Linked DNA regions of Homo sapiens: all the other regions are linked to region 2. Evidence: chromatin loops called from intact Hi-C (ENCODE). Cell type or tissue: heart left ventricle. All regions are shown on one strand. Links, peaks and the distances in the headings refer to the core of each region. The heading gives the core; the rest is flanking DNA.

Region 1 (9,931 bases), core at 1,304-9,303, 600 kb after region 2:
CACTTTAAATCTTCCCATTTCCAAGATTCTAGAATTTGGCACAAACAACTCCTGAAATATTCCTTCTTCCTTTTCTGGGAGTAAGACAGCAAATGGAGCTGAGCTGCAGTATCCCTCCTTACCAGTGGATGGCAATGCCACTCACAGTTTGACCTATTTGTGCTACGTGGTCAAGAAACGCTAATGTTTACGCTTTCATTGCCTTTGATCTGAGGCTACATCAGGAGCTATAAAATGAACTCGTCCCCTGAAAGCTCAGCAAGTTTGAAATTCAATAATTTCAAATGTCAGACAAAAGCCACCACCATACCCTGACAAGGCCAGCCTAGGGATTTGGATTGTGCTGACTTGGCATTTGTGGAATAACAGCTGGTCTTGTTTACTGAGCAGCCTCATGGTGCCAGACACTGTGCTGGGCCCTTGAATCTGGTCACTGCTCACCTCCACCTCTGAAGTAACATAACCATCTCCCTTCTATAGCTTAGGGAACTGAGGGTCAGAGTCTGAGAAAGGTCAAGATAATCTGGCAAATGTTGAACAAACCCAGAATTTGAACCCAGACCTATCTGACTCCAAAGAGTCTATTTTTCTTCTTTTAATTATTTGAGGAGAGAAAATCTTAAAAGTTGACTGCAAATTAAAAAATGTTTATTAGTGTGTCTTCAGACCAGAAGCTCTGACCAAATTAGGTCTAAATTCCCTAAACCAAATTCATATTGTAGATAAGTGAGCACAACTGTGTTCTATAATTTCCTGTGCTCTCATATCTTCCCCTTTTGTCATTCAGTGAACTTTGTGCATTGAATTTGTCCTTAGCTTGACTGGATGTTCTTCACAGAACTGTTTTCCAAATTTATTCCCTAGATGTCTTTGTCAGTCTACAGACATCCCTGACCAAGATTTCCACTTTTGTGTTAATGTCCTGCTAATTTCCTCTTCAGCGTCTCTTACTAGCTGTGGCCACTCCCAAGATGCTGTTATAATTATTCATACTGCTAACTTTTTGGATACCTATTATGTACCAAGTACTATGCTAAATGTTACTTTTCTCCTCACAACCAACTTGAAAGTTAGGGTGCAATATCACCATTTCATAGATGAGGAGACCAAAACACAAGAGAGGTTAAGTAACTTTCACAAGGCCACACAGTAAATGGCAGAGCCTAGATCAAAACTAGATTTTACTCCAATGCCCTTTTGAATTATCTAAGCTGCCTCTAGTTTCTAATGACTGAAAATGTTACAGGCCATTTAAGAGAAAGGAAGTGTTAATTTGGATTCGGCAATTATTTATTTATAGTGCTCCTAAAACCTGCGAACTTTTTCTTGGAATATTCTGTTTGGTTCACTGGCATGTTTCCTTCCAGAATTGCACCAATCTGGTACATTAGTATAACCACATGGTCTATGGCTTAAGGCCTTTTATACAACTACACCTCTCTCTGGTCTCTGCTTGCATACTTCCAGCAAGAGGAACTCACCATCTCATGATGCAGTCCAATTCATCTTTGGACAGTGCTCTAAGAAGGTTCTTTACTGTACTGAGCTGACATTTGTCAGCTTGCGGCTTCCATTCTCTGTTAGTAGTTCTGAAAAAGTCCTTAGGTCTATCTTAGCATTTTGAAGCTCTTCCAAACCATCTTCATGCAGGTCTAGGACACCCCATGATGTTTTTGTTTGGTCATAGATCTTTTCTTCCACGTATAAACCCTGGAGAAACCCCAGCTTGTTCAGAGTCCACTTTGTAGCCACATTCTTTCCTTTTTCCTCCTTGGGAATCATTTTGACAACAACACAGCACTGTCACAAAGTGATTAAGAACAAGGACTCAGGTACCAAGTTGCCCAGGTTTGAATCCCACTACCTTACCTACTGGCTATGTGACCTTGGGCCAATAACTTCACCTCTCTGAGCCTTAGTTTCATCCTCTGTAAAATAGGGATAATAATAACACTTAGCGCATAGGACTGTGGAGATAATTAAATGAGTTAAGACATGCGGAGTGTGCTTAGAACAGTGTATGCCACACTGGCACTCAGTAAGTATTTTTAACTATACTTATTCATATTGTTGTCATCAAAAGCTAAAATGGATCCCTGGTCCCTGCTCAGTTCCAACACTGTGTTTCCTGGGAAAGTGGTACACTGCCACCCAAACCAGCCTCCTCCAGTGTGGCCCAGATATCACGGCAGGCTGTGAGGGAGAAGTAGTCTGTTTGCCTGTGGGAGGCACCTTGGTCATTACATGGACAGTCTAGATCTCAGGCCGGGGTGCAGTGGAAATGGTAGGCTCTGGAAACCCAAGGGTATTGCAGAAAACTAGCTGCCTTCTGCCAAAGCAGCAGTCCAGATTCTTGCTCGGTTTCCACTCCCCTCCTCCAAATCTGAAGAGATTATTTGGTGGTCACTGAGTCACAGAAGTTGCCCTGGAATTGATCTTCAAGATGGTCTAAATCCCCTCAGACTCTGAGGCCCAGAGAGGTGAAGTCATCCACCAAACGGCAGCCCAGTGTGCCATGGCCTATCTGGTGCTGGAACTCAGACTCCCTGATTCCCAGCCAGTCACCTTTCTACCTAGCCCCATGCTGTCCTTGTGGGGGCAGGTGTGGTGGCTGGCAAAGGGGACTGCCGTTCTTAGATTGCCCCAGCATCAGGAAATGTGGTTGCTTCATTCACTGGATGGAAACAGCATGGTTTTTCATGACCTTAATGACAGTGGCATGAAGTAGGAGGAAATTCTCACTCCCAGCCCCTAAGCACAGCATTTCTGCTCCCTAGGCAAAAGTGCACCCACCCCTGACAACACTGCAGTGTTTACAGGACGTGTTCTTGGGATAGTGGAAGATGTCCAGGAAGCACAAAGCCAATGCCAGCTCTCCCCTTAAGCTAGCTCTCATCACTGAGGTGTGGCTCTGTAAAGAGCGTGGGTCCTGCAGGACTAACAGCCCAGAGCCTGCACAGCCTCTCTGTGCCTGTCTCTATGGTGGAATTGGGGACGTCCTGCTGGTCAGGGTCCTCAGCCCAGCTCCTGGCCTTTGGTACTAGCTCAGGAGGGCCAAGATCCTGGAAGCAAGAGACCTGTGCTCTGCTCCCAGCTCTGCCCTTAACTCGCTGGGTGACCTTAGCTTTCTGATCTATAAACAAGAACTGGACCAGTTCATCTCCAAAGGCAGAGTGGAGCCTTGTTCATGTGTTCAACATTATTTAAGCCTCTTCTCTGAGACAGGCCCTGTATGGGGTTCTGGGGTGCCCAAGGAGACCAAGATGAGGACCTGTCCCCAGGAGTTCCCAGACTAGTGTAAAAGACAGAGAACAAACACAGGTCTTATGGGAGGTTAACATGAAAGAGACAGGGTTCCAGCTGTAACACCAACTAATGGCATGGCCTTGGATAAGGGAATTCTCTCTGGGGATCAGTTTCCTTAATTCTGTAAAGTGGAGCTAATAGCACCTCTTCATGGGGGAGTGTGAAGATTGCATATGTGTACTTGTGCAGTACTGTGTAAGGCATGATTATTAGCATTGCATTCGTGACTGAGGATGCACTTTTAACCAGCAATGATTTTGTCATTCCTGCGGTGGGCCAGGTTCACCTCCCTTCACTGGTTTCCCCGGAAGGCCAGAAAGATCTAGCTAGAGTGGAGAAGGAAGAAGAGAGGAGAGGGGAGCCGGAGGAGGATGCTCCTGCCTCCCAGAGAGGGGAGCCGGCGAGGATCAAAATCTTCGAAGGAGGGTAAGACTCATGTTTGGTTTCCATCGTCTGCTTCCGTGGAATAAGAGCTGGTGCCCATTGGTGTTCACGGGCAGCAGTGGCTCAGTTGGCAAGGGCTCTGCCCACAGGTGCCCTGTGGTCCCAGCGATGCCTTTCAGCAGACATCACCTTCCTGGGACTCTCAGGCCCCTCTGTTTAAGAATGCCGTGGGGCTTCTTGGTGGGGATGGGTGATGCTGGGTATTTGTTGAGGATCTGGAGAGGTCTGGGTCTTTCTCCAGCCCCTCATTTTCTCAGATCCTGGCCAGGTTTCTAGTTCCTGCATTGGAGTTGCCATCCCAGTATCCCAGCAAATGTCCAGACTTCTGTCTCTCTTGACATGTATTCTCCAAAAGTCATCTCTGTACTGCCCAATGGCCATCTTGGCATGTCTGGTTTCCCATGGGGCACTTGGGCTCAGCCGACTAGGCTGTTTGCAGGGCTGACTGCACACTGTATGCACCAGGTGTTTCCACTGGTCCCTATCCTGACTGGCTGGGGCCCAGGGCTCAATGGTTGGTGAATATTTTGAATCTCATTCATAGTTATTCACCTTTGATGCTTGACTTTGGGAAACGAATGGTCTAAACGTTTCAGAGCTCACAGCTTCAGGGACTGTCTGGGCTCTGGAAGGGTGCCGTGTTTCAGACGTGCTTTGTGGAAGTTTTGTGCCAGCTGTGTTTTGTGTGGCCACATGTTTGCTTCCTGGGATTTGGGTGTCTGTGAGCAGGTCCCATGGCGTTCTGTCTCAGGGTCCTGTGTCTGTGTCCCTGGTGTGATCAGGGTGGCCTGGTCCTGCACAGCCCTGAAGGACAACAACGTAGAGGAAAATGCGCTTCCTGTGCAGGACAGTCCCCATGAGCTGGGGCCAACATGGCTGTCACTGGGGGCCTCTGATCCTCTAGCACCTGCAAGCGCCTAACTCACAGGGTCAGCGTGGGAGGCACGGGAGTCCTCCATAAGGTTGGGGGACAACAGAGACTGCCACCCTCCCCAGGGCCACCAGTTGGCATCTTCTGGTGGCACTGACCAGCAGGGGCTCTCAGGAGAGAGGGTGCTTGGAAATGTGGGCAGCAGGGTAGTCAATGATGGGAAGGGGGCCAGGGGTAGCAAATGCCCCTGAAACCTACTGCCTAAAATACCAATAGCAGCTGCGTTGAAAAAACACTGAACCAAAGGTCTTTGAAAATGCCAACCCTCTTTCCGTGTGGGGAGGGACGCGGGTCCTCCTGCTGTTTGGTTAGAGCGCCCTCGTGTGTCTCTGTGTTCTCATGCCACTGGATCCCTTAGAGGCCACACAGAGGCAGGATTGATGAAGCGCCTGCTCACAGCGACTGGCCCTCTTCCTTCTTGCTTCAGAGGTTCTCTGTGGTCTCTGAGGGCTGCTGAGTGTTTCCTGGTGTCCCAGGAGCTTGCCCCAGCAGCAGTCTGTGTGTGCCCGGGGAGGTTCGCATCTTCCCTGAGAGGCAGGTGCTCTGAGACCTCAGGAAGCCTGAGCCTCCAGAAAGGCAGCTGGCAGGAGCCACTCCGTGCCCAGCTCCCTGCTGGATGTCTCTACCTACACGGTCTGCAATGGCTGAAGGAGGGGGAACATCACCCACAAGTCCTCTTCTCTTCCTCCAGCTGGTATGGGTCCTACTCCCTCTCCACCTCCTTCCAGGTCTTCACTTAGTCCCACCTGCTCTGCTTCAGAATCCTCTCGGTTGAGTTCTGTCATCTCTGCCCCACTTACCTCTGTTCTGCCTGAGACTAGCCCCCCAGCTCTCCCGCCCTCAGTTTCTTTATCTGTAAAAGGGGGAGAATAACATTTGTAAAAGGGGGAAAATAACATGTGGGATTTTCAGAGGACCTTGTGAGACCCCATATGAAGGCTATAATTCATAGCTGCTCAAAAAATGGACATTGGTGCATTTTACTACTAGTATATCCATTTTGTCAATCTCTGTCTGGGACAGTCCCATCTGTTCTGTCAGATATGGAAGGTATCCTCTCCCTTTCAACTTGTCACATGCAATTTGAGCACGTATGGAACTGATTATAGTGTCAGATCCTTTCCTCCCCCAGCCTGGCTATCTCAAGCTGGGACCATGCCTCCCACTCTCACTTCTGGTGATTCTTCTACATTCATGGTTCTCTTGGGGCTGGCATCACCCCGCAGAGTGTTTGGAAATGGTGAAGGAGGGGGAGGGCATTTTGGTTGCCACATAACTGGCATTTCAGGGACGAGGCCAGAGATGCTGACCTTCCATTCCACCAGCCTTACAACCTCTTGTTCCCCCAAATTGCCAAGAGTGCCCACACCCAGAATCACTGGGCACACTCCTCTGCAATCCCACAGTTTTGCCTTAGACTCAGTTCTTCCTTTTTTTTCTTTCTTTTTTAATACAACAAACATATGTATTTCACTCCTGTACACATTTGAGAAGGATCTGCTATGGAGCTCTGTTCCTTAGATCCAGGCCAGTAGAGGCTGAGAGAGGAAGAAGAAAACAATGGTTCCACCCAGAAGCTTCTGCTCACATTTAAATGGCCAAAGCAAGTCACATGGCCTCACCTAGCTCCATGGGAGTAGAGAAGTGCATTCCTACCGTGTGCTTGGGAGAACCTGAAATATTTGGTAGATATAGTGCTCATGACTATTCAAATTGGTTTAACATACATCTGTAACTTGTTATGTTTACTCAACAGTGTTTTTGACGTGCATCCATGTTGATACATGTAGACCTAGTTCATCATGAATCAGTAAGCCAGACACAAAAGAGTAGATGCTATATGAGTCTTTTAATCTCTAATTAAACTTGCCTTAATTTCTTTCTTGACCTCCATTTCAGTGACTGATCAATTTATTAATTCATCAGGGAGGAGGATCTACTTAATCAGTGCCTTTTGGGTGCTCTGTGTCAGAAAATGCAGTGTCCCATGGGGGTTAACTGTCATCCTGCCCTCAAGGTGCTTGGGGACTACACCAAGGTGGCAACACAAGACCCACTGCTAAGGTGGGGATGGCCAGAGCTGAGAAGCTCACAGCAAAGGAAGGATGCCTGGGGGATGGAATAGCTAGAGAGGGCTTCCCGGAGTGGGTGGGGCCGGGCCCAGAGGGTGGGCGAGACCCAGACAAGTGGAGAGGAAGGGTACGCTGCCCAGCAGTCTACCTGCTACAGGTGTGATGGCAGCTCCCATACCTGATCAGTGAGACTCACTTCCTCTTGCCTTGAGCATTCTCCCTTGGTAGTGTCACCCATCTCCTTAGCCCCAGGCCTCATCTCTGTGCCGACATTGCTACATCTGGGTCTCCAGCCAGGACCTCACCCCTGAACTGCAGACACTGGTTTTGATGCCTCCTGAGCATTTTTGCCTGGGAAATTCACACCTCACACTTAGCATGTGCAAACCAAGCCTTCCACTTCCCACCAACAGCATCTCCTTCCACATCCAGATCTCAGATGACACACCCAGCCCTTCACACTCAGAACCTTAACATTGTCTTGGACGCCTTCTCCCCCTTTCCAGTTAGACCCCAATCCTGGTGTCTGCATGAAGTAGTCAGTGACTCAGTGTGGTCTCTTTACTCCCTCTGCCACTGCTCTGGCCACCCTATCTCTAGAACTCCAAAGTTGGTGCCACTGAGCATCACTAAACATGATTCTGCCTGTGTCATGCTTTTCTCCAGAGCCGTCTGTGGCTGCCTCACCTACAGGATCCAGTTTAAACTCAGCCTGTGAGTGCTGGCCTCAGAATCTGACCTGTTCCTGTCGCCCTTCACCTTTTGCTGCCTGCTGGGCCCTGCCATTGCCAAATCCTACCCAGCCTTCAAAAGCCAATACTCAGCCCTGCTCCTCTAACGAGCCTCCCAAATCCCTCCACACTCTGTAGTTCTTTGTGTTACTTCTGTCATAACACTGGTGCTAAGATCCATTTCTGTCTCCTCCCAAGTCCCTTCTTGACTTGGGTCCTGGGGTAATGCTTTGCACACACAATGCATCAGTCTCTGTTTATTGCACTAGTTTCCTGGCACATGGCCCCCTCTGCATTCCCCATCACTTCCACACCTGAACAAAGCCCGCATTTTCCAGGCAGCCCCTGGGAGTGCCCATCAGGGATGTGATGGCTCTCTCACCCAGCACCTGTGCATTTGCCTTGGTTGTTTAGAATGGCTTTTTGTTAAGCAGTGTTGTTTTCACACACACAAAGTTATGTTGTTCCTTGAGAGTAATGACTATATTGTCTTAACTCAAGTTCACTTATTGCAAGGAAAGCTGGGAATTCAGCCCAGTGGGCTTACACGGAAGAGGAAGAGACTGGAATTGATAGGAACCACCTGGCTGACCAAGCCCAGTTGGGTGGTGTGTTATTGGGGCTTATGTCCGAAGGGAATGATAAGTTCAGATGGTGAGATCCCAGGAGTCCATGCCAGACCCTGCGTGCTGCAGGACTCAGCTGCTGCACCTCCTATGGGAGGGCATTGGCTCCCATCCCACCTCACCTACCCCAGTACCTCACTCCAGCCATTGCCACTCTCCTGGGCCAGGAGAGTGCTCCTTAAGCATACCCAGACTTAAGGTTTCCACCTTAAAAATACTTTGGCTGAAGGGCCATATTGCCAGATTTCTCTGTTTCCTTTAAAGAAAAACTCCAGAAGAAGGTGACTGTGTTGCTCACCTCCGTATCTTTCCTCCTGGCTTCTCTCAGACCTATTCAAGGTGGGCCTTTGGGCTCCTCACACCTCAGAAGCTGCTCTTATCCAAGTCAATGATGACCCTCACCTTGCAGAAGTCAGTAGTCAGTTCTCACTTCTATTCTTTCCTGAGCCATCGGCAGCATTTGACACAGTCAATCCTTCGCTCGTCCATGCAGGACTTTGTCCTCTTGGTTTCCTGGACACTGCCTGTATTAGTCTGTTTTCACACTGCTATAAAGAACTGCCCAAGACTGGGTAATTTATAAAGAAAAGAGGTTTAATTGACTCATTCACATGGCTGGGGAGACCTCAGGAAACTTACAATCATGGTGGAAGGTGAAGGGGAAGCAAGGCACCTTCTTCGCAAGGTGGCAGGAAGGAAAAATGCATGCAGGAGGAACTACCAAACGCTTATGAAACCATCAGGTTTCATGAGAACTCATGCACTGTCACCAGAATGGTATAGGGGAAACTGCCCCCATGATTCAATTCCTCCACCTGGTCTCTCCCTTGACACATGGGGATTATAGGGATTACAATTCAAATGAGATTTTGGGTGGGGACACAGACAAACCCTATCACCTTCTTTCTTGATCCTCCTCTTCCTTGACTGGTTACACTTTCTCACCATCTTCAGTGAGTCCCATCATCGCCTGATCTCTGAACATTAGGGCTCCACATGGCCCAGCCCCAGGCTCCGTGCTCTTCCTCTAAACTCAGTCCCAACGTGATCTATACACCATCTACAGGTTGATGACACTCAGATCCCTATCTCCAAGGACTTCTCCTCTGAACTCCGGGTCATGCATCCAACTTCGTATCTGGGAGGCGGTCCACCTGCACATCAGTGAACCCACCCTTTGTCCACAGCACAGCGCATACTGCAGAACTGTGTCTCAGGCCTCTTTGACATTCCTTAAAGAAATTATTTTAAAAGTTTATTTAATTCATTACTGTTCCAGTTGAAGGGGTTACATTTTTAACGAGTGTACTTTTCTATCTCATCTATTTCTATAGCTGAATTAATTTTTATCCAAGTCTTAAGAGTTCATGCAGTGTACGCAGCACGTTTTTGTGACAGTGCATTTGTACATTTTGAAGTGTGTGTGTGTGTGCCTGTGTATGTGCACACATACCTGTGTGTTTCATGAAATAGTAGCTTGGAGAGAATAGTGTTAGTTTTAAAAAATCTAAAGATTATTTTCTTTTCTAATAGTTTTTTTACAAATCCATTTCTTCTTGGACTTTGAAACCCAGAAGTGTAGCATGATTTTCAGCCTAATCATCTGCTGTGCCTAGTCCCATTTTGCTGTGAACTCCAGATTTAGAATTATGTCTTTGGGAATATGTGTTACCTCTGTGTATTTATTGGGGAACAAATTGATTAAACTATGAATTAAATAAGTGGTAATAAGTTGGAGCCTTTTGGATAGGTGTGTAAAAAATAAAGTCAGTAAGCCACTCTAAGAACCTAAACAGTAGCAAAACCACATACCACAGGAGG
Region 2 (9,931 bases), core at 1,300-9,299:
TGTGTGATTTGGACGGCTTTTTGCATATTTGTGTCAGTTTGATGTTAACCACAAGTGCCAGACTGATTTTTCAGACGGAGCCTATTTTGCTGCAAGCAGTTTATATAAAGATACATATGTGTAAATATATGTACAAAAATTACTGAAAGGCTTCAGTTTTTTCTAATTGGATTATTATGTCTTGAAAGTTATTGTCAGTTTTTATTCCTTGTTAGGCTATTTTCTGCAGGATGCTTTTAACTGATGTAGGAAACTGAAAGGAAATAGATTTTTTCCAAAACCCAGTTCCCCTTATTTAATCTTTTTTAGAAATGTGGGTAATGAATTCTATCTAATAAGTCAAGGAAACCAGAATTTGACACACTCCAACAATCCGAAGGGGCATGTTGCTCCTGAGCAGCATGAAGAACTGACCAAATTGGTTTTGATGCTTGGGGGATCATAGAGTATTTATGTCTGCTTTTCTAAATCTGCATTATAATAGCTCTAAAATTTGTTGATTGGTAAGAAATTGGGCATTGCTTGGCTCTTTAAACACATCAGTGCTTCCACATTCACCTATGTATTTATTATTCAAAAGTGTCATTTTAATATTTATTGCTACCTTCTGTGAATGCTTAGCTCCTGTCGGGTTCATTAAGGAGAAATGTGTCTGAAAGCACAGAACTATTATTATTTTTTTCTTTTTTTGAGATGGAGTCTTGCCCTGTTGCCCAGGCTGGAGTGCAGTGGCACGATCTCGGCTCACTGCAACCTCCGCCTCCCGGGTTCAAGCAATTCTCCTGCCTCAGCCTCCCGAGTAGCTGGGAGTGCAGGTGCACACCGCCATGCCTGGCTGATTTTTTGTATTTTAGTAGAGATGGGGTTTCACCATGTTGCCTGGGCTGGTTGCAAACTCTTGAGCTCAGGCAGTCTGCCTGCCTCAGCCTCCTAGAGTGCTGGGATTACAGACATGAGCCACTGCGCCTGGCCCAGCGTTACTTTTCTTGATAAGAATTTACAGATAAGACACTCAGAGAGACATTGTGTCATTCTCTATCATCACTCCTTTTACCATGTGAATAGATTTCTCTGTCTTGGCATTCTTGCTGATTCAGACTTATTAGTTAAATCGGATTTTTCTGGAATTTGAATCAGATTTCATTTGGGCAACAACAGCAGGGCAGGGTTTCTAAAGCAGGTTTCCCCACTCATCTAGGTTGTCTTGAAAGGAGGATAGAGCCACTTACAGTTTTATTTGCTTCAGTGTTTAATGTAGATATTATGTGGCCTGCTGTTTCTGTTGTCTTGTATGTCTGTGTATGCATGACATTTGGTCCCTTTCTTTGAAATGCAGCCCCTCTTACGGGTTTTTTAGTGGTGGTGGTTTGTTTTGTTTCATATCATATCACAGTTTGCATGGACTGATTATCTTAGTTTTATGATAAAACTAGAAGAAATGAGGGTTTTTTTTTAATGAATAGATTTTGAATTGATTCTTTAGACCCCCCAAAAAGTGTCAGTTCTAATGGGGAAATATATTCCATCAAGTCAAAGAGTAATAACTGCTCACTAGTTGCTTTTTAGCATCTCTGGTCTTATCAGCCATGCTAAATCACTTTAATTAGCCTTAGTGATTCTATGGTTGAGTAATCTCTACTTGAACTAAACAAACATCTTTTGTTTCTGTGTGTGTGTGCTGTGTGTGAGAGTGTGCGCGCGCGTGTGTGTGTGTGTGTTTTAATGGAGTGTTGCCTTGAATGAATCACTGGGAAGCCAGCCATGGTAAGGGCTGGTGAGGTTGGGGAGAAAGGAAGAGCTTTATGTTTCTCTGTTGTTTGGACCCTACTTGGCATGAAAAAGGAAGCTCAGTTCCAGCCCCTTGGATCAACGAAAATCAGAGGATTCTGGAAAGGCAGCCAACTTGCGCCTCTTAGAAGGATCAGAGGCAAGATGAGATGGCAGCCTGCAGAGTAAATGCTTGAAAAAAGAGGGGTGATTTTCAATGGTTTGCTTAAGTCACTGTTTTCTAGACACCAAAATAGCTGTTTTGAAACTGTTTTAATTGCTTGGGTAGCAATGTGCACTTTAAACAATTTGGATATTGGAATGCAGTCTCATACTGAGTGATTTGAGTAGAACCACTGATGATGATTTTATAAATTGTGTGAAGCGAATTTCCCATTTGGCAATCATTTACTGATTTGCAGTGATGAATATTTTTATGAGAATTTAAACTTAGCAAGAATGGCCATGGAGGCAAAGCCTTCACCCAGACCCATCCCACTCTCCTGTGATCCAGGTGGTCCAGGAGCCCAGGACAGGCCTTTTCTGTGGGCCCTGGCCAGACAGGGTTACCTGGTGAGGTGCAGAGAGTCCCTCTAGTGGCCATTTTGTATGGTAGTTGCTAATGCAGAACAAGTTCTGTCTTGGGCTTAAATTGACTGAAGACTTTAGGGGGAAAGAATAGTAAATGCATGTAAACAAATGGGGACACTCTGTTCAGGAGAATAATCCGACTGGCATTTGTGGCAGTTTTTGAAATGTAAATGTATTCATGTGTGTTCTTGTAAATACGTGTCGCTCAGATGTCCTTTGAAGTGGGAGGGAATCAATCCGGGGATAATTTCAAATGGAATAGAGTATTTTGATATTGTTCATTCAGAGGGTGATGTGTACATATCTATATTGTATATATGTGATGAAAATGCATTGGCTTTTTGTGCAGATACAACCTGCTCTCTGTACTGCTGTTGGACAGTCAGTGTTTTAATGTTTCTACAGTTTTGCTATTGCACGATTTCATATTTTGCCTCTATGATGAACGGCAACCATTATTTGTAACTGTTTAGTGCTGTAAAGAAATATTCCAAGTGTCATTAGGATTGTTGCTGCCAGAACTGATATGCATGAATGGCACTTAAAATAAATATATTATGTTAACTCTATTTACAACACTGATTGGTCTCCGTTGTTTGCTGTAATTGAAGAAGTGAGAATGGAGCTAGTCCAGGTGCAGAAACCCCACAGCCAGGACCCCAGAGTCCTTGGGGTCACTGAGATTGTGTCCTTTGCATTACTACCTGAGGACAGTAATTGCTGCCATTTAGTGAGCATCTTATTAGCTCCATGAACTTGGGGAAGTCACTGGATTTCCCTGGGCCTCATTTTCCTTATTTGCAGCGCCAGTACAATGAGGATAGTATCTGCCTCCTAGAGTTGTAGTGGGATTTACATAAATCAGTACATTTAAACATTTAGGACAGCACATGGGACATAAAGCATACTGGTACTCAGTATGTGCCAGGTGCTGTGCTAAGTAGATATTGTGGTCCTCCTTTTACCGACATGGGAACAGCTCAGATAGAGGTATAGAAACTTGTCTAGATTCTTCAGTTGGCAGGTGATAGAGCAGAGGTTTGAATCCAGGTCATTTGATTCCAGGCATCATGTTTTTTGCACAATCCTCTCATACTTACTGAGGGAATTCCCCTCTCCCTACCCCCTGCCCTTGCCCCATCTTGTCCCCAGCACTGCCTTCCCAGAGCTATTTCCAAAAGGTGAAAGTGGGGCTTTACATTTGCTGAGCACATATTCTGTGTTAAGCCCTCTCATGAGAAATCCAGAGATGAGGAAGCCGCAGTTCCTGCCTTTAGAGGGTGCAGACTTGCCCAGGACAGGTAGCAAATGCCAGCCCAGGGAGGCTATTCTGAAGGTATGCTCTGGTAAGGCAAGATTCTGGTGATGCGGAGTTAGGTCATACTGAGGATTGGGGCCGTGGTTTAGGAGAGGCTCCAGGTATGGGCTACCAAGTTGAGTCTTCAAAGGGTCCCAGACAGATGGGAGGAGGTATTGCCATTTATACCATTACCTTGGGCAAGGCATGGGAGCTACCTTAGCATGGGGGTTGTGGGTTGAGGCAAGAGAAGTGCAGGGCTGCTGGTCAAGAGCTGAGCGTAGCAATTCTGTGAGAAATGCTGTCCCCACTTCACTGATGTGGAAACAGGCCCGGAGAGGCTAAGCAACGGGCAGACCAGCCATGTGGCTGGAAGTGAGATTAACCTGGAGTCCCTCCCACTCTAGAAGGGGGACCTTTTCATCAATCCCATGATCTACCCAAAGCCTCAGGCTGCTGCTAACGTAACCCACACAATGCCACCAGAAACATCTTTGGCAGTTTTACAGATAGGGAAACAAGGCCCAGAAAAGTTAACCTGCCCAAATTCTCACAGCTAATAGAGGAGCTGGAATAATTCAGTCCAGACCTAACTCCAGAGTTCATTTCCTTTTACCTCACTGCTATCTAAAAAGAGGAATTTTCCCAAAGCCAAGGATAGTGACTATCCTCCGTGTGTGTGTCCATGTGTCCGTGTGTGTTCCTTGGAGGGAAAGCTGTGCTTCACTCCCATCACAGGTAAGCATTTGTCATTCGCGGTGCCTCTGAAGGACTGTAGTAAGGGCACCACTAAATGTAGTCACCTTGTGCTGATTCAGATGCAGCTGAAGTATACTTCTGCTGATCAAATGAAAAGGCGATTAAGATGCATGTGTAATTCTCAAGGTTTTAAGATACTACAGTGTGCAAAGGGCTGCTGTTTATAGATGTGACCCTTATCAGTTGGGTAAAGGAGTCCTGGAAAAACCATGTAAGCATCAGTTAACATTCACTGAAGGCTTGATAGCTTCTTGGCCTTTTGGCTAAGATCAAATGCATTGAAGGTTTGACTGCATTAAATGCCCTAGAATTACAGCACTATCCTAAAAGCTTCAAGCTGGAAGGGGCCTTAGAAATCAACTAACACAACCCCCACATTTTGTTGTTGGAGAACATTGAGACCCAGAGAGGGAAGGGTCTGCTCACGTTTCACACAGTTAGTTAGGGAAAATTTGGGGGAAGGGAATGAAAGTCATTTGTCTGGCAGCGATTTAAAATTCCTACACATACTGTCTTATTTGATTGCACAATAGTCTGATGATGTAGTACTGTTACTGCCCTCATTTTACAGAAGAAGAAACAGCTTTGGAGAGGTGAGACACAATGGAGTTGTATCATGAATGCGTTCAATCAAAGCATGTAAATTCAGTTGTATATACTTGGCCAAAGAGAGAAGGAATGGAAATTTTAAATAATGTAATGGTGGAGTATCCACCTGTGATGGACATGTGCCCCTGAGTGTGAGATGGAAGATTCAAATCTGAGTCTATAACTGGTATTTGCTTCCATGTACCTTCTGCGTGAGCATCTCATTACTGAGTCAATTCCGGTGGATAAAGAGACATGTGTTTCGTGCAGCATTGTCTTGGGTTCAAGCCAGCAGCTTCCTCCAATGCTCAAAGACAGACTTCAACCAAGAACTAGAAAAACTGGCCGGGTTGGGCTTATTGAGACATGTTTATCCACAAAAGTGCTGCCTTCCCAAAGGATTTTCAAGAGTGATTTTTGAGCTTACCTCCTTGGACTCTTCCCTTAATATATGTGACTAGTCAACATGTACAGAGCAGAGACTTGGTAGCTGACTGCGTCAGAACCAGAATTCAACCCTAGGTCAGGGCTTCAACCCCCAGCTCTCCTGCAGTACCCCTAAGCGATGCTGACCTCAGAAGTACAGAATTGGACAGCTACTCTTTATTAAAAGTTCCTGTTACTTAATATTACTTATCCTAAGCACCTGATGTGGATTATCATACTTACTCTTTGAAGTAACTGTGTGTAGTAGATACTCTTATTATCAACTTCATCTTGCAGAGCCACAGAAATGAAGTCCCTTGCCCAAGGTCATCCAGCTTGTAAGTGGCACAGGTAATAATAGCAACAGTAAAGCTGGGGTTTTGAACCTAGGCCATTCAGCTCCAATGTCTGCGCCATTCACCACCACATTGTGCTGTTTCAGGCCCTGTTCCCGGAGCGACCAGGCGGAGAATGAGGGCCTTAGAACAAAGCCAAAGCTACTTTGCAATTAGGCTGTAGTGAGTGCCTGTGGCCACTAGGGGGCGGGGCTGCCGGCTGTGCACCTTTCCTCTTTTGGAGGGTTTCCTTTACCCTTACTTAGGGCTGTGCTCCCTTTCTCTGCAGCCCCCAGATTTTGGTGCTCCTAAAGAAAGGTAGGGATTCCACTAGCCAGCCTTTAGAATCTGTGCTCCTCCTCTCCTGTGTCAGAGCTTGCTGGAGGAAGCCAAGGAGCCTGTCTAGTTCTCGGCCACATACTGCTGGGGCCCACTCTAGAGCTGCCTCTGAAGTCTGCTGCCCCGTCCCAGCCTCCTGGTGCCTATGGCTCCCCTGCTCCAGGACTCAGGTGGGAGAAGGTGCCCAGTGTCAGCCCCACACTCTGAGGCTCCTCAGGCTCTGCTCCTTCCTCTTCTGGGGCCAGCTAATGCTGGGGGCTGGCATGGTTTCTGCAAGCATACAGAGGGCTGTGGTCCAGCCAGCCATGCGCCTTGCCCACTGGGCAGCTACCCTTGCCACCCCCACCAGCCCTGCCTCTGAGCCGGAGCAGGCCTTGTCTCCACTTGTACACCAACTCCTGCGGCTGTCACAAACAACGATGGTTATTGCCACATTTGCCAGGTCCCTGCCTGGCACTGGACAGCGATTATCTGAGTGAGCATGCCCAGATGCCTTGTGAGGTTGGTGTCATTATCTTTTATGGCTGGACATTGCCAACTCAGAGAGGTGAAGTGATTTGCCCAAGGTCAAAGCCAGCGAGCGAGGCTGGCAAGAGGACAGGAACCCACATCTGCCCCAGGCGTGCCTGCTCTTCTGGAGGGCGTGCTGTCTCTTCCATAGCACTTCCCAGCTGCCCTGACCACCCTCTGGTCACCCTACCCCAGAGGCAGGCCTGAGCTGGCCTCATGGTAGACGGATGGCACCACTCTCACCCCGCATCCCCCAAAGGTCAGAGAGGCAACTTCCTGTCCCAGACAATGGCAATAAATATGTCCAAGGACACTTCCCAACCTTCCCATGCCTGAGTGACAGGCCTTCCTGGAACAGCCCTCTGTTTCCGTGTGACTGTGTGTGTGTGTGTGTGTGTGTGTGTGACCATATGTGAGCAAGGCCTTGTGTGCGTGTGCTCGTGTGCTTGTGTGAGCGTGTGAGTCTGTGGCTGAGCATGTGATACGTTGTAGCCTGTGTGATAGTGACTGGGACTTTGTGTATCTGTGTGTGCCCATAAAGGAGACAGGAGACAGGAAGATTGCTCCTCAAATTTGATGACTTGATAGCCACTCCCTCCTCCCACTAGGATAGGGGAATTTGCAGGAGGAGGGAGACGCTTGCCTGGATTGTAGCTGGGTTCACAGGCACTGTCAGGGTTAGACCTGTGGGTCTGATACACATTTTCTTATCACATCCCTGGCTTGTCCTTGTGGCTTTGAGGACTCCTCCCTCCGTTATCCCTTTGAGCTAGATCCCTGATCTATACCGGCTCCTGCCCCCAGGCATCCCCCCGCCTGCTGCCCTAAAGCTTTTACACCAGAAGTTGCTCCAAGAACAGCAGCTTAGCCTGCATGTTCCCTGCAGGTCCCATAGGCTAGCAAAATACTTGAGGCAATGGGAAGAATTCAGAGTTTGGAGTCAGAAGAAGCTAGAATTCTGTTTGGGTAAGACATTGCCCTCTCTGAGCCTCAGTTTGCTCATCTGTAAAATGGGGATGCAATACTTCACCTCAACGTGTTATTGAGACCATCAGTGAGGAGTCAGATGGCAAAAGCTGCCCTGGCACATATTAGGTTCCCAGGGGCGGTCTTCCCTTCTCTGTCTCCCTCCCTCTCCTCTCCATCTGTTGCCAAGTTGCCAAGACCAGTTGCTTTTCCTGCCATTCTATGCTTCCAATCCACCCCCTGCCCTTCTGGGGCACTGCCAGGGGTGGAACACAGACCTCTCCTGGACCCATGCAGCAGCCATCGCTAGACAGTCCACTTTTAACGCCAAGTGCCAGGGCACTCCTTCTGAATCATGACTCTTACCAAGGCCTCCCCTACTCTGAAAACTCTTGTAGCTCCCTGCTGTCACCAGGTGAAGGGCAAAACTCCTCAGCCCAGTGTGTGAAGCCGCCTTCTCTGGGCTGCTGGCCCATGAGTCCTTGAGACACCCTCTGCTTTCACCTCAGCCGCCCCCGCTTTGCCATTTATGCTTCCTGCTGCCAGGCCTTTGCCTCGCGGCTCTCCCCTCGATGGGTCCAAATCTTCCCATTGATCAAGACCTGTTGCAAATGCCACCTTGTCAGGTAAAGCATTCTCTGATCTGGTGCCAGGAGGACTGGTAGCCTCGGCTTGTTCCTCCCTCATCCCAGGGAGTCTGTACCCATGCCCTACCCTCCCTGTAGCCTGTGGGCTCTGCGAGCGTCTTCTATGGGGGCAGGTGGAGGGAGCTCCAGCTGTGCTCTCCTTCCCTGTCAGCCTTTGGGTGTGGGAGGTTGTCTTGGTGGCCAATGCCCAAAGCAGGCTGGGGGATGCGGGAGAAGGCTGCAGCTGCTGTCCCACTGAGGGGGAGCAGATGGTGAACGGAGTTTCTTCACCGCCTCTTCCTGGTGAGGCCACAGGGCCCTGAGATGACATCGCTGAGCAAACAGCCAGGCACGCCCCCTGCCCACTCCCCAGCTGCCCCCTGGAGCATCAAGGGAAAGAGCCGGGCCACCCAGGGCCTGGGGGTGGGGGAGAGATCCCTCCACCCTAGCCTGGACTTGGGCTTCAGCCAAAAGGCTTCCAATTCCAACTCAGCCATCCACTTTCTGTGTGACATTGAGCACTCTTTCTGAGAGCCTCAGTTTCATCCTCTAAGATGGACATCATTGACCTACCTCACAGGGTCTGACTCAGTGGCGACTCCTTTCTTTTTCCTTTTCCCTAGAAGGGGGCAAAAATGGGTGTTTGGGACCAGGAAGACAGTGCAGAGGAATGGGATGGACTCAATAGAACTTTAGGCTTTTCTTTGGCAGTTGAAAGAAATGGATTCTGTTCTGGGATTTCTAGCTACGTGACCACAGTTGCCACCCAGTCCACCTGGCAATGAGTCTGAAGTATTGTGCTTTCCTCTAGGCTGAGGTAGTCGCATGCTTGTGTCCACACTTATGCTCTCTGTTGGTCGGGTACCCTTGTGCAGTGCACAACCAATACAACTGTACACAGCATCCCTGTATGCACCTTTGGGAAAATTATACTTTCTTAACCTCTCTGAGCTTCAGTTTACCCATGTATAAAATAGGGTTATGTAGTTATTTCTTAGGTGTTTCCAGTGCTGTCAGGAGGTTCACATATATTGTAATGTCTGCCTCAGGCAGTTCTGGATTCTTATAGGAACCAGAGATTGTTACACCCTCCAAGACACATTTACAAGCAGGTTGGAGAGGCTGTGTATTGTGGACCACACCCCTTTCAAGGTTACACAGATCTGTATTGGAGTCTTCAGGTTCCCACCTGGGCTCTGTTCCAGGCCTTCCTGCTGAGGTCCGATTAGGCCTCTGGGCCTGTGGGAATGGGGGGACTGAGGCTTAATGGTCCCAATTTTAATGTGCACACAGGAGCCATGATAAGATCACCTAGACACAAGAATCAAACATCAGCATCTTCACAGAGACTGGAGGGCTGCCCCAACAGCAGGGCAGAACCTCTGCAGCTTCTGGAAGTGGGTGAGGGGTGGCGGGGCTTTAGGGAGCAAGACTGGCTTCCACACTTGTAAAGCACTTGGCCAGAGCCTGGCACAGGGTGAGTCTTGACAAATATTAGCTGCTGTCATTAATGTGATGATCATTGCAAACATTACAACCTGCCTCATTCTTTAAAGACTCAGTGGTACCTACTAAGTGCCAGGCCTTGTATGAGTACAGGGCCTCAGTTGAGTAGGACACAGTCTCTGCTTTCAAGCAGCTCCCAGGGCAGTAGGCTAGACAGACAATTTGCTAAGTTTTGTGATGGCAAAGGTGTAGGAGGCTGGTGGAGCTCAGAGGAGTAGAAA
Region 3 (9,931 bases), core at 1,238-9,237, 360 kb after region 2:
CTCCCAGTAGTGCTTCAGAAGCCATGTTGATGCCTAAAGGGTGAGGATTTGTGATTTGTAAAAGACCTTTTCTGGAGCTGTTGGAAGCTCTCATTTCTCCTCGTCCACCTTAGCAAGGGGTAACTGTCACCTTCCTGGCTGTAATTATCAGAAGTTAAACATACCTCTAAATGGAGCATTGAACCACAGGTCCTCCTGGTGACCTGGGATCCCACTGACAACCCAAGATGAATATGTGAAGAAAACTTCCTCAGTGTGCCCACATCCCCTGCTCAGCCTAGCCATGCAGCAGGCAGTGTCCTCATTTCTCCAGCATCCCACGTAAGGAACCTCAGGTAATTCACCTCTGGCTCACTTCCACCCCGTTTTCTGCCATGTCCTGCCCCATCCGGCCCCATCCTTTTTTCCCTGCTGTGTCAGGTTTCATTGCAACTCCTTTGATCCATCCTCCTCTCTGCATCACTTCCCTCCACCCCAAATTATTGTCTGTCTGATGTCTCCATCACCTTTGTCCTGACCTAGCTACTTTTATATAGCCATTTCTCATGGCCGAAAAATGTGGTCTAAGGCTTGGATGTGGGTCTCAGCTTTGCCATTTATCAGCAGTAGCAAGAAAACCTTACTCAGCCAGCAGCGGGCTCCTCAATAAGCATTCAGTAAATGCCTACTATGTGTTAAGTGCTATGATGGGCACCAGCAATTCCTCAGTGAGTGATGTAATCCCTGCTCTTCATTTGCTCACTTTAGGAAGGGGCAGACATTTAAGCCACCAGATGCATCCAGTGTGATGAGTTGATCAAAAAGATGTGCTTAGAAGTGATTGATTTGGCCTAAAAGTGGGTAGAGATGGTCAGGAAGACATCTTATGGGAGCTGACACTTGAGCTGAATCTGGAAGGGTGGGGACGAGTTTTCCAGGTGGACAGTGCTAGCAGAGGGCAAGAGCATGGCAAGATGAAGCAAGTGGTGTGTTAGGAATGCAAGTTTGTAGCCCTTCTTTCTCATGGGGCTTGCAGGAGAACCACACATAAAAACACATATCGTGAATCACCAACAAATGCTGTAAGAATAGATGCTATGTTTTTGTTTTGTTTTGTTTTGTTTTGTTTGAGGCTGAAGTCTCCTTCTGTTGCCCAGGCTGGAGTGCAGTGGTGGGATCTCAGCCCACTGCAACTCCTGCCTCCTGGGTTCAAGCAATCCTCATGTCTCAGCCTCCTGAGTAGCTGGGATTACGCCACCATGCCTGGCTAATTTTTGTATTTTTGGTAGAGATGGGGTTTCACCATGTTGGCCAGGCTGGTCTCAAACTCCTGACCTCAAGTAATCTACCCACCTCGACCTCCCAAAGTGCTGGGATTACAGGAGTGTGCCACTGCACCCAGCCGTAACAGATGCCTTTAGTTGTTAGTTAATGAAAATTTGCCTTCTGGGTTTGATCTGAAATAAGAGAAACACTTAAACTTCTTGTTTCACCAGGTTTGAATGGCCTACTCCATGGCTGCCTTCCATGTACCCACCCCGATTGTGCCATAAGCAAAATGCCACACAAGAATGTGCTTTCTGTTCAATGCTGGCAACAGTTCTCCATGTTATCTTTATGTGTGCTATGTGTCTAAGCTTTATGGAAGCTACTGAGAGGCTGGAGTGGACAAGACTTGGGATTGTGGAGTCAGGCTGAACTGGGTTCAAATGCTGGTACTGCCACTTTCTACATACTAATACTGGCCCTGCTTCCAAGGCCACCTTGATTAGTTTAGGATGCTCCACAGCTCTTTGGGGACTTACTCCAGAACCAACAGGTGACTAATTGCATCAACGGCACGTGGGCTTCAGTGGTTTAATTCTGAAGGCAATCTGATTTCTAAGTTTTGGGGATGTGGTTCTCCAGCTACTCAGGAGGCTGAGACAGGAGGATTGCTTGAACCCAGGAGGCAGGGGTTGCAGTGGGCCGAGATCCCACCACTGCACTCCGGCTTGGGCAACAGAGAGAGACTTCTGTCTCAAAAAACAACAACAACAATAAAAAAAAAAAAAACAATAAAAAAGCATCGATTCCTACGGCACTTGTTGGCGATTCATGATATGTGTTTTCATGCCTGGTTCTCCACATGCCACTAGGATAAAAGCTAAGCCTCCTCCATGGGCCTCTGAGGCCTGTTATGGGTCAGCCTCCCTATCTTCCCCTGCTTCCCTTTGAACTGTCTAGGTCCCATTAACACTGGCTGTGACCATTCCCATTCCTACCTCAGGGGCTTTGTACTTGTTGTTCCTTCTGTCTAGAACTTTCTTTTCTTTTCTCTTTTTTTCTTTCTTTTTTTGAGACAGGGTCTCACTCTATCACCCAGGCTGGAGTGCGGTGGTGTGATCATAGCTCACTGCAGCCTCAAACTCCTGGCTCAAGCCATCCTCTTGTTTCAGCCTCCTGAATAGCTGGGGCTGCAGGCATGCACCACCATGCCCAGCTAATTTTTATTTTTTGTAGAGAAAGGGTCCCACTATGTTGCCCAGGCAGGTCTTGAACTCCTGGCTTCAAGTAACCTCCCACCTCAGCTTCCCAAAATGCTGGAATTACAGACATGAGCCACTGCACCTGACCCCCTTCTGCCTAGAACTTTCTTTCACCTAATCTTTATATGGCTGACTTCTTTTCAGTCAGCAGGTAACAGGTATCAGTTCAGATGTTACCTCTTATTACATCCCCAGGCCATCCTGTTTTACTTTCTTCATAGCACCTCTTACCTGAACCATCTTATTTATTTATTTACTTATTTACTGTCTGTCTCCTCTGCTAGAACCTAAGTTTGATTTTAGCAGGAACCTTATCTGTCCTGATTACTGCTGTATCTCCAAAACCCAGAGCAGTGCTGATTTTGCATATCATGCATATAACGTGTATGCCTTTTACACTCAGTAAATGCTTTTGAATCAATGGGCAGTTGAATAAATGGATTCACTGAAAGGAATGCTTTCATAAAGGAGCAACTCTCCATTTTAAAATGGGGAAAAGAATTTCTTGGGTACCTATTCTTACCTGTGGAATGGAAACATAAATATTTGTGGAACCGAAACACACTAATGCATAATAAAGCTTTCAGTTGCAAATGCAATGGAGAGTGGTCATAAATGAATAGTAATTACAAGATTAGCATGCTGTGGGAGTCATATTTTAGGCCAACTCATAATTTTGAAATAGAGTTTGGAAAAGCGTTTCACCCAGGTTATGCAAGATTCATGGCTATAATCTGGTGGCAGGCACTAGCCTTAGGGAAGCCGGGCCTGCATTCAAGTTCTGGTTCTGCATCTTAGCCATGTGACTTTGGGCCATTCCCTTAACCCTCATGGGTCTACATTTACTCATATGTGGAATGGGAACATACCAACCACCATGGTGGCATGAGAGCTAAAAGAGGTGATGGATATAGTTCATACAGCACAGGGTAGGGAGAGGGGAAGAACTGTCCCCACGTGACCCCACTCTCCTGTGGCTCTGCACTCCAGCCCTGGCAGTGTGAGCGCAGAGGTCATGCCAGATAAATGTCTGCTGAGTGCTGGCTGAGGGACACTCACTCAGAAGCCAGCTTTCCACAAGCCTCACAGACATGACGTACTGGGGCTTGAATTTCACCCATGGCCTAAAAGCAAGGTCCCATTCTCTCAGCTCTCATTACTCAGTGTCTTCTGGGGATTTCCCTTGGACAGCAAGATAAGAGTGCCCAAGGTCAAGACCATCAGGAGATGAAGCCCCCACCACTGGAGGATGGACCGTGTAGGGGTGGGGAGGAGGCTGAGATTGAGAAAGGGCAGTGCTGTGGGCTGCTGTGGGTAACTACAGGAAGGCATCAGAGCCCTAGACATCTGTAGGTGAGGAAGCCCAGGCCGCAGTGCTGAATGGTTGGGGAAGAAGCTACTGTCTCCACCACAACAGGCTGTGCTGGTCTGGTCTGTGGAATGGCTAGTCATGGTTCCCTTCTACATGTGTCTCTTGTCGAGGCTGGCTGTGAAGACCCTGTGTTTAGGAAGAGTTGTATGGCATGGGGCAGGGGTGGGGTTCCCCAGCTCTTCTCCTTTAATGGTCTCTCATGTATTATGGTTACATATTGGGCATCAGAGAGCACTGCATGGTCCCTCCTACTTGATGGCTTTATGGTTCTCAGCCTTCTCCCTTTGGCGTAGAAGATCTGTCCTCTATGGCTAGCAGCCAAGAGGAGATTTCCACAGAGATTTCTATCCACTGTGGTCCTGCGGAGAGAAGTCGCACCTGTTAATGGCTGGGGATGGACAATTGCAAGGCGGTATGTGGGTGCACAGTCTCTCAGGCACCCTGTGTGTCACTAGGTCTTGCCAGTGTGTTTGGGAGGAGGACCAGCTGGTGAACATTGCCTGGCAGCAGTGTGAGCCACTGTTTTCCAGCTGCCATGATAGGACTGTTTCCAGATCACCAGAAAGACAGGGCAAGATTGGCGCCTAGTGTTGCTCCTGCTGGTGGAGGCTGTGGGCCAAATGGCAAGAGGACTAGATAGGGTGATGGGGGGCTGCATGACTGGACTCCAGTCCCACTTCTGCTTCTTACTGGCCATGGAACCCAGAGCCTCAGAGCCCTCATCTCGAAAATGAAGGGGTTGTTTGGGAGGCTGAGGCAGAAGAATCGCTTGAACTTGGGAGGCAGAGGTTGCAGTGAGCCAAGATCGCACCACTGCACTCCAGCCTAGGCTTCAGAGCAAGACTCCATCTCAAAAATAAAATAAAATAAAATAGATAAAATGAAATGAAGTGGTTGGATCAGGGCCTGGAGACAGCTAAGGTCCTTCTTGCTGTAGGAGTCTCAGAGGCCCCAGAGTGCATAGGCACTTTACCAGGTCCAGAAAGCGCTTGGCTCTGAGTGCTGCAAGGACCGCCCCCCACCCCCTCCACCCATCCTGCTAGGCTGCATTTAAGGAGCAGAGAACCTTGGCAGTTCTAACTTATCTGTCCCCCCACCCCCAAGGAGGAGTGCACCCTCAGGGAAGGGGACACTCTGTTTTTCACAGACAGGGAACTGTTGGAGTGGTGGCTTCGCAGCCCAGCTGGCCAGTCTTCTCTGGGGTGAGCAGCCCAGGTCCCCCCCCACCCCCTACCAGCCTTGGTATTTGCTAATTTCCCTTCCCAGGATAAATGCGTCACTATCACTCTTAAAATGAAGTGTCCAGATGGGAACACAATACAGATGTGGCCCAGTCATTCCAGAGGAATGCAAGAAAGCTGCTGAGATTGTCTAGAATTCAGGCATTTCCTCAGTGGGCTTTATCCTCTATTTATTCCATATCCATGACATCTTATTTATTTTTTTGTTTTTGTTGTTGTTTTGTTTTGTTTTTAAGACAGTCTTGCTCTGTTCTCCAGGCTGGAGTGCAGCGACATGGTCATAGCTCACTGCAGCCTTGAACTCCTGGCCCTAAGCGATCCTCCCTCCTCAGCCTCCCCAAATGCTGGAATTACAGGCATGAGCCACTGCACCCGGCCCATGGCATCTTATTAAACATCTGTCCGTTGCAAGCTGAGAAAGAGGTTTCTGTTTGTGCTCCTCGTGTTTGTTAAGTTTGCTTAATGAAGGCCCTGTTTAAAGGGAAGGACTGCCTCTAGCTCCCCCTAGAGGATAGCTGGCTGGGATTCCACAGCCTCAGCCCTGGGAGCACCTGTGTATGTCTCAAAGCAGCAGAGAGATTAATGACCTGGGTCATTTTGTTTATTAAAATATCACCTTGGGGGTTCTTTATACCATTGTAAAAATGGTTCAACTGAGTGCCTTCTGTCTTCTTAAGCCAGTGCCTCTGGACACTCTTCTTTGTAACTTGGGCACTCGGGGGCTTCTCTGGGCCTCTGCTTGCTCATCTTTAGAATAAAGTATTTTTTTTTCCAGTTGTAAATTAATTATATGGTTCTTTATATTAATTGTATGGAGTTAGATAAGGACTCATCTGTACAACTACAGCAACTGCGATTTTCGTATTCCCTCTTTTAGGAATTTATTATAAAAAGGACTCAACCTTTTCCTGACTTTATGCCTCCAAATTCCCATTTCTCACCCTCTCCTGACGTTTCGCCTTTCCCCACCCCCTCCCCGTGGTGCTCCAAGCTCAGTGGGTGGCAGCACAGCACGATGGTTCAGGACAGTGTCTCTGGAGGGTGCTCTGGGCCCGTCACTAACCAGCTGGGCGGCCCCAAGTGAGTCACATAACCTCTCTGTCTGCCTCATTATCTGTAAAAAGAGGATGTGGTAGCATTTGCCTAACAGCAAATGTAACTGATAATTAATGCATATAAAATGCTTAGAATAGTGAAAAATGGTGTTCAAAGAAGCATTCGTTGTTATTGTTGTGTTTCTATGGGGTGAGGTAGCCAGTAAAACCCAAGGTTAACACCAGACTGTTTTCCTCTAGGAAATACAACAAACAAGCAAGCAGAAGACATGGATCCTGAAGTTTCTTATGAGCAGGAGACTAGCACAGACCACTGTTCCTACCATTGGGAGGACAGCACACCTGGCTGGCTGCCAGAGTGGGCCTTGGGGAGTAGGAAAAGCCAAGGGCTTAAGAGATGGAAGATCTCCTGGGTCACACCCAGGAGACTATTCACTAGCTGCCCACTGGGCAATAAACACCAACTGAGGACCCAGGTGACACAAACCCTGCATTAGGTACAAAAAAAAAAAAAATCTGGTCATTGGAGGACTCAGGCCAATGGGGGAAATAAACTGGTCAATAAACAATCATAGTGCCCTGTAAGGGCTGGAAAAGGGCATCCTAGGAGTCTGCAGTTGATAGGAAGGGATTGGGAAGGGCACAAGGCCAAGAAATAGGACAGGCAAGATCCAAAGGAGTGAGGACTTGGTGATGTCAAAGGCTTCAGGGCCATTACAGGCAAATCCATAAGCCACATGCCACATAGGCCACCTGGCTTCTTAAAGAGATCCACACTATAAATTGGAGGTGAAAAGTTAGAAAACTACTTCTTAAAATGAGGTACAACAGTGAAGCCAAATTTATTTTGAATTGATTCTTTTTAAAAGACTGTAACCATATATAAACTCAAAATAACCACATTTCACCATGACACTGTTTTTAGGGGCCCAGCCAGGAATGAGGGTCAGTACCTTGGAGAGCTCCAAGGGGTTCCAAAGGGCTGAGGCATGCACTAGTTCAGCATGAGGCAGAAGCATAAGCATGAACCTACCAGGATCAGTGTGGGGCCAGCCCCTACTGGTGTGGGCTTCCATTGCCAAGGCTGGTGCTTCTCCTCTTAGATGGAGGTCCCAGGGACTAGGAGATGGTGGATGGGGGGCAAGGGACCTAAGATGGACATTTGTTATCTGCCCTCTCTCTGGATGGAGTCTTCTTGGTACCCAGGAGAGATCATTGCACTCATCCTGGAGTCAACTAGTGGGCCCTGATGCTAGGATGCTTGTGGAGTTTTGCTTTCTTACAAGTGGTTGATCGCACTTCTTCAGTGGAGGTGACTTAGTTATTTGAGATAAGCAACTGAAAGGATTGTTGCTGCCTGAAGGCAGAATCGAAAAACTGGGACAAGCTTCATAGCAGTTCTGCCATTTCAACCTCTTGGATGTGGATTTCTACAATTACCCAATCAGTCCAGGTCTTGTGGGCAGCTGGGGGACTATCTGTGAGATGGAGGGTGAGGCCTGACTTTGAAATGTTTGTTGTGGCTTTTGGCCCTGAACACTGGAGCCTGATTAAGTTTTATGCCAGTCAGGTATAAAACTTGACTGGCTGCAATTTGGGCAGCTGCACCCACATGCATCTGGTGTGTGCATGTACACTGTTCTCTTCATCAGATGGACATGTCGTTTGGATATTTCTCTCCTGGAATGAGACATTGAAAAGTAATTTATAGCTTCAGGAAAGTCCCCAGTCAAGCATGGACTCGGCGAGATGGTGATGTCAGCAGATTTATTCTCAGGGACCTTCCCCTTTTTCTTTCATCTGAACCCTCCTCCCATTCACTTGTTCCCCATGTGTTTACTGAGTGTCTTTTTGTGCACAGGCCCAGGATCTGCACCCACAGTCAACTGTAACAACCATATGGCCTAGATCATCTGGGACAATTCTGATTAAGGGGCATTTATTCTTTTCATTAAAAGTGATTTGTTAAATATATGGGGGAATGTGATTTGACTTTAGCTTTTGTAAAGCATAAATAAATTCATAAATCAGGGAAATAATCTTCAGTTGAATTACATGTCAGAATTTTGCATGCAGAAAATATGGTCACCATATATCTAAGACAGAGAGAGAAAACAATTTGCATCTCCTGGGCCAGTTCAATGCATTGGAAGAATCACCTGTATTGAGAAGGAGCCTGGGGTCACTGTTGATTAGTGGCACCTGCCATGGGCATCACGTGGCAAGTGATGGCATGAAGACCGTGTCTTTGGTACCACCTGTTTCTGTTCTGAAGGCCTACTGTCCTCACACTGTTCCAAGTCTCTCTTATCAATATAAAAAGCTGTCTGAGCCGTCAACAATGAAGGGTTATTAACCCTAACATGGTAACCATCCCAGAGGCTGGAAGAGACCTGTGCCTCAACTGTGCCTTCATGGATAGGCCAGGAGAAGGGAATATTTTAGGTCTCAGCACTCCTTGCACAACACATAGGAGCTGTGCTCTGAACCCCAAATTGTGTTACTTAGCTTGAGACCACCTAGTAATGGGAAGAGCCTGGTGTCCAGAGGCAGACAGACCTGGCTGTAAATCCTGAATTCTGAAGCATCAGCTGTATGACCCTGGGAAGGTTACTTAACTTTTCTGATCTTCAGTTTACTCCTTTTCAAAATGGAAATAGTAATTCCTACCTCTTAAGTTTATTATAAGAATTAAATCATAGAACACATTTAAAGCCACTGTGGTTTTGCCTGCCACATAGCAGGTGCTCCATAAATGAGATCCCTTATAACAACTTGTAAGAACTGCAGGCTCCATCCCTTGCTCCATATGGGCCGTTTGAATAAACCTATTTTAAGTAATGGATGTCACACATAATTTGGGCAATAATTCCATTTCACTTCTACCCCCAAATCTGAAAAATAAATAAAGGAAGTTGACCTTTACTAAGTGATTTGGAATTTCACTGGAAGGTTCTATAATTGCTAGTTAACAGGCCTGGGAAACCAGCTCTTGTGCTGTAATTGGAGGTGTGCAGGTCAGGACATTTAATTATGGCCTGGCCGCCTGGAATAGAAAGCTTGCCACCATGACAACACCTTTTTGCATCTGCCTGATTAAGTCAACAAATTGTTGGTTCCCAGCCCAAACTGGACTGTGACAAGTGCTTTCTTCCCCTGGATTCTGCCTGTCATGATGTGCCTGTCAAATTTCTTTACAAAGGCCAGGCTCAGGTAGGGGAACTCAATAGAAGGAGGAGAGGACACAGCCCTGCTCTGGAGATGCCTGCAGCCTAGTGGAGAGGATGAACTGGACCTTCTGGGGAGCAGGAAAGGCATTTTGTGGTCTTTGGGGCAACCCAGCTGAGTGGTCAGGAGAGCATGCCCTCTGGAGCCTCAGGTTCAAGTCCAGCCCCACCCCTTGTAGAGGTGTGTGCCTTGGGCAAGTGAGTCAACCTCTTTGGGCCTAGTTCTTGATCTCTACCAAATGGGGGTAGTAATCTTACTTTATAGGGTTGTTGTGAAGATTAAATGGGGGTAGTGTTTATGAAGTGCTTAGGACAATGTCTAGCCCATAGTGGATGCCCTGTTAGTGGTTGATAATATTATCAGATTTGTGACTCTAATTTTCTGGAAATAGCAGTGACTTCTGGGGTCCAAGTTATAAGGAAAGTCAGCATGGGCTGCTGAGTGCCTCCTTCACAGCCTCCTCCTTGGCTGGAGCCTCCTGATGCCTTCCCCCTGCCCCCCATCATGACTACACACCTTGGTGCCTTT

What was found. Peaks named below come from ENCODE experiments on the same cell type or tissue, not always from the same donor. Only the 100,000 strongest peaks of a DNase experiment are listed, where the experiment ranks them.
Region 1: a loop joins it to region 2, with 5 times the contacts of the local background. A loop is called at or near these places in 64 of 110 quality-filtered maps.
Region 3: it touches region 2 in a loop (14-fold over the local background); 25 of 110 quality-filtered maps call a loop at or near these places.

What each region holds. Positions count from the first base shown.
Region 1 is chr1:41,569,345-41,579,275 of GRCh38, reverse strand. It overlaps HIVEP3 (HIVEP zinc finger 3), which reads left to right. Exons shown (of 9, transcript NM_024503.5): 5 at 3,587-3,732. Among named protein-coding and RNA genes, the nearest start is that of EDN2, 90 kb to the right of the region's middle. In heart left ventricle, for the core only: a CTCF peak has its summit at 5,002; DNase peaks (open chromatin) are centred at 4,672 and 4,985.
Region 2 is chr1:42,169,544-42,179,474 of GRCh38, reverse strand. FOXJ3 (forkhead box J3) reads left to right here. Exons shown (of 13, transcript NM_014947.5): 13 at 1-2,927. Among named protein-coding and RNA genes, the nearest start is that of GUCA2A, 9.8 kb to the right of the region's middle. RefSeq lists enhancers at 5,741-6,368, 6,763-7,057 and a silencer at 6,195-6,412. In heart left ventricle, for the core only: CTCF peaks have their summits at 2,367 and 5,955 (motif pointing right); DNase peaks (open chromatin) are centred at 5,964, 6,474 and 6,744; H3K27ac peaks cover 2,206 bases.
Region 3 is chr1:41,807,857-41,817,787 of GRCh38, reverse strand. All of the region lies in intron 1 of HIVEP3 (HIVEP zinc finger 3), which reads left to right. Among named protein-coding and RNA genes, the nearest start is that of HIVEP3, 110 kb to the left of the region's middle. In heart left ventricle, for the core only: a CTCF peak has its summit at 5,625 (motif pointing left); DNase peaks (open chromatin) are centred at 3,517, 5,057, 5,560, 6,161 and 2 weaker places; H3K27ac peaks cover 2,017 bases.